2 separate regions of the Homo sapiens genome follow, and region 1 is linked to region 2. Evidence: chromatin loops called from intact Hi-C (ENCODE). Cell type or tissue: GM12878. All regions are shown on one strand.

Region 1 (2,500 bases), 510 kb after region 2:
TATCTGGGAAAACACTTAGCCAGTGGCTGGCACATTGTAGAAACTTGATTTTTCTGTCTCTCTCTACAATATTTTTTAGTTTAATTGGGGTCTGGAATGAGATTCTTAATTTTTATAGGAATATAGCTTAAGGGTTTGCTCTCCAGAGAGCATCAAAAGACTCATTTTAAAATTCATCTCTTGTTTTAGGGTAAATGTCTGAAGAGCTCAGTGAGCACTCTTGATGTTAAAGATGACTGGTAGCCTTAGTATAGAAGCAGCTCTAATTTAGCATGGCCTGGTTCCACTTTGTAACCAGAGTCACTTTCTCTTCTGGGACATCACTGATGTCTCAGTAATGGGCAAAAACCTTATTATATTAGGCACTTTGCACAAGCATTTCACTTCCTTAATTGGTCACCATTGCTTATTAAATGCCAGGCCAACTTCCAATACAGTTTGGTGACAGAGGCCTGTCATCAACTGTTATAAAGAAATGACTTCTTGTGTGTGTACTGGTCAGCTTGTAATTCAGTTGGTTGGAAGATCAGTCAATATTGTATATTTATAAAAGAGTAGATTCAGTAACCACTTTGGCATGAAGCATGCTGCCTGTGTTTTATATTTTATATAATACATAGTAGTTCTATTGACTCTAAATAAATACTTGACAATGACTGTTTTAATAGATTCCAAAGATGGAATGTCCACAAACACATCATTTGTAGGGCAAAGCTGACACAAATCACATTTGTGGGAGTAAAGTGGGAACTCATCCCTGTGCAATGGTCAAATGCTCCACATATTTTTGTTAGGATGGAAGGGTGTTTAGTAAGGTCCTTCATGTAATCAAGACCTGTCCTGGTGTGCAGCCATAGAAGCCAATTTGTTTTACTTCTGGTACACTGACCAGCATCCCTTAGGACAGGAAGAGATGGATATACCCAAATTGCATTGCCACCTAGTACTTCGGCAAACACTTACTGAGGACCTGCCAGGTGCAAAGCACATTTACATGCATGACCTCATCTAAGGCTCACAAACAGTTATCACCATCTCCTTTTTACAGATGAGCAATTGAGATGCAAAGACATGAAGGCATTGGATAAACGTCATGCAACCCATATTGGTTTCATTTACCCTAGAAGGGATTTCTTGCTTTCAGTTGTATTTACCCTAGAAGGGATTTCTTGCTTTCAGTTGCTGGTTTGCTTATTCATTCATCTAGTCATTATTCATCTATGGTTTATCATAGCGAGGCAACATTGTTTACTCTCATATCTCCTAAAACAATTTTAGAAACCTACATATCCTCTTGAACCTTTTTCAGATGAGACTTCAAGTTTCCCTTCCCGTGTTAAAATAGTTGCAAAGATGTAATTATGGCACGTAGTCAATATTGACACTTTACAACAAAATGTTAATGAATGCATTTCTATATGGCCAAAGGAATATAGATACCAATTATATTTTTCCATTATCCAAAGGAATATAGATAGAAATGATATATTTATCATCTAAAATTTTAAAATACATGAATGATCTTTTAATAGAACTTTTTTCCTTGAACTCATATTTCCATTTCATTTCCCCAATATTACCTCATTTTTAAGGGACCTCACGCTTAAAAATATGTTATCATTCTATTATAATTCTGTGTAGTAATAATATTAGTCAAATTAATTTTTTTAATTTGCTATAATCTTAAGACTTTAGATGTTAAAATTTTTCTTCTGGATTGGCTTATCATTAAAATTATGAAGAAATTATTCAGAACAACATAAATATGACAACTTTAGACAATGCAGCATAAAATCAGGAGAGGTATACTTTTTTTTTGAACACAGAAAGCAAGATGGGAAAAAAGAATGTTTCTCATGATATCTCCCTGCAGGCATGTTCTGAGGCCAATCTTATTAGGAAAGAGTACATGTGGAAGTCTGGGATATGGAAATTAATTCTCTGAGATACACCCAATCTAGCATATCCCAGCTGGAAGGCTGCTTCCCTGGGAGCCAAAAGCACAGAAGGTCCTTGAGGGGCCATGGGACACACGAACAAGCAAGCAAGAGCAAGTTAGACATGCCAAGCATTGTATCTGGTAGGGACTAGGTAAGGTAAGAGACAAGTACCATTTGTAATTTTTTTAATTTTTTAAGTTTTTAATTTAGGGGTATATAGTAGGTGTATGTATTTATGGAGTACATGAGATGTTTTGATATAGGTATGCAACATGTGATAATCACATAATGGAGAATGGGGTACCCATCCCAAGCATTTATCCTTTGTGTTACAAACAATCCGATTACACTCTTTCAGATTTTTTAAATGTATGATTAAATTATTATTGACTATAGTCACCCTGTTGTATTATCAAATAGTAGGTCTTATTCATTCTTTCTATTTTTATTGTACCCATTAACCATCCCCACCCCCTGATCTCCATCCCAAACACTACCCTTCCCAGCCTCTGGTAACCATCCTTCTACACTCTATCTCCATGAGTTCAATTGTTTTGATT
Region 2 (2,500 bases):
AGGAGTTCAAGACCAACCTGGGCAACACAGAGACTCCATCTCTACCAGAAATTTTAAAAAGAAAAATTAGCCAAGCAGGGTAGTACATACCTATAGTCCCAGCTACTCAAGAGGTTGCAGTGGGAGGATCACTTGAGCCCAGGAGGTCAAGGCGCAGTGAGCCACGATAGCACCACTGCACTCCAGCCTGGGCAACAGAGTGAGACCCTGTCTCAAAAGAGAAATAATTGAAAAAAAATTCTGATACATACTATAACATGGATAAACTTTAATAACAATGTTAAGTGAAATGAGCCAGTGACAAAAGGACAAATACCATATGATTCCACTCATATGAGATACCTAGGATAGTCATATCCTCAGAGACAGAAACTAAAACAGAAGTAACCAGGGGCTGGAGGAAGAGGTCATAGGGGTAATTGTTTAGTAGGTAGAGAGTTTCAGTTTAAAATGATGAAAAAGCTCATGAGAGATCAGTGATGGCGGCACAACATTGTGACTATACTTAGTAACACTGAAAGGTTAAAAATAGTACCTTTTATTATGTATATCTTACCACAATAAAAAGCCCCACAGGGTAGTCAATGTTATGTTTAAAAGAGAAGAAATAAATGGGAAGTCATTTTAGATATGTATTTACACAGGTCTTAGAAGAGCTATTCAGCAGATGAGTACCTAATGAACTGGAATTTTGGCAGAGATCCTGGGAGTGAAGTGAACCAAATCACTTGGGAAGTGTGAAGTAATTTCCTCCTCCAGGGAGGTCAGCAGATAGAACATGTGAAGCCAATGTTAAGATTTCTCTGGAGTCTAAAAGATTATCAAATTGGACAAGTCTGTTCTCAGTGTTTTCCAACAAGGTGCAACTGACGTTTTGGACAGAACAACTGCTTCATCCTGTAGGACTCTCCTGCCTGCCACATGGTACTTAATACCCCTGAACTCCAAACCACTTACCAGGGGCATTCCCCTCACCCTCATCACTCTAACAATCAAAAAGAAACCCACCCACGTTTGTTACCACGACTACCATGACCCCAGATCACTCAGATGACAACCACAGAGTGATTGAATCCAAAACTGAAATAGGAGCACCCTGGTCTGTTAGGATATGACAAGCTATAAAGCAGTAGCAAACAACCCTAAATCTCAATCAATAGCTTCAAACCAAAAAAAAAAAAAAAAAAAAAGGCTTCCGTCTTGTTCACATTACATGTCCATCACAGGCCAGCCCAAGGCTCTATTCCACACTGTCCTCACACCAGAACCTGGGCTGATAGAGCTACCACTCTGCAGAATGCTGACAGATGCAGTGGCAGAGGGAATGAGATACAGTAAGTGGTATGCTGGCATTTAAATAATTCACTTAGAAGTGACATATAGTACTTCTCATATTCCACTGGCCAAAGCAAGTCAAATAGCCTTGACTGTTTCAGGGCCAGGAAAGTGCAACCCTACACCACTTACCTGGAAGGAAAAGAACCAGCCCTGATGACTTCCAAACTATGCCTGCGAAGTGCTCTGAAAAGTAGAAAACGCTATATAAATGTTAATTAAAAGAGTATATTACTAACAATACTACTTTGCCCTTCCATCCATTCAATGGATATTTATTAGGCATCTAATACATGCTGGACATCGTCTCCTAAGCATCAAATATATGCCAGACACCATGCTAAGAGAGCTGATGAAAACTGAGTCGTAAGTGGTAGGGTAAGAGAAACAATCTTTAAACAATTCCAGTGTGGTATGATAAATGTGATCAGGGAAGTCAGCCCAGGTACTCCAGAAGTTCCCAGGGCGAGCACCTGAGCCAGCGGTGGGGGCAATGGATGGGAAGACTTCCAGGAGCAGTAACCTACATAGCTGCAGGATGCAGTCACCCTGGAGAACCTGCTGTAGATGCACAGGTGGAAGCATGAATGTGGGCGCTGTGGATGGGGTGTCCCTGCCTTCCGCCAAGTCAATGAGACCAACTTGCCACAAATTCCCCATAGCCCTAATCTGCAGTCACTTCCACTAAATGTCCACTGACACATTTATAGGTTTTCTTGGTTTTCTAGGCAGACCGGATGTAAAGAACAGATTTCTGGGACTACTCTCCACTTTCCCCCCAACTAGAACATTCTATGAGATGCTCTAAGTTCAAGGAGACAACATTCTTTCAGTCCAGTTATCATAAGCTTGGTTCTAACCTCAGCAAAAACTGCTTTCTTTCAGCTAATATAGCGCAACAAAAGGGGAAATGCCCTAGGAAAACAATGTGTCAGAGGCTCCTAACCATTGAAAATCAGGCACATTCCCTTTATGAGATATTAAATACATTATAAAGAGTTATTAAAAATAGTGCAGACTCCAACACAAGCCGTAAGATATACAGTATACCACCCTGAGATATTTATTTCCTCTAATAAAGAAAAAAATATTTTTTCAACAGAAAATACATAAAATACACATCTAGAAACACTAGACAGTCACTAAAAATGAAAACTGTAAAGAT

What was found. Peaks named below come from ENCODE experiments on the same cell type or tissue, not always from the same donor. Only the 100,000 strongest peaks of a DNase experiment are listed, where the experiment ranks them.
Region 1: a loop joins it to region 2, with 2.7 times the contacts of the local background. A loop is called at or near these places in 2 of 110 quality-filtered maps.

Annotation. Positions count from the first base shown.
Region 1 is chr7:22,446,863-22,449,362 of GRCh38, forward strand. The region is part of intron 4 of STEAP1B (STEAP family member 1B); the gene reads right to left. Among named protein-coding and RNA genes, the nearest start is that of STEAP1B, 52 kb to the right of the region's middle. RefSeq lists enhancers at 1,154-1,203, 1,214-1,283. In GM12878, no CTCF peak of the experiment used is centred here; DNase peaks (open chromatin) are centred at 339 and 1,109; H3K27ac peaks cover 893 bases.
Region 2 is chr7:21,938,795-21,941,294 of GRCh38, forward strand. All of the region lies in intron 1 of CDCA7L (cell division cycle associated 7 like), which reads right to left. Among named protein-coding and RNA genes, the nearest start is that of CDCA7L, 5.9 kb to the right of the region's middle. In GM12878, no CTCF peak of the experiment used is centred here; DNase peaks (open chromatin) are centred at 437 and 1,027; H3K4me3 peaks cover 762 bases; H3K27ac peaks cover 1,578 bases.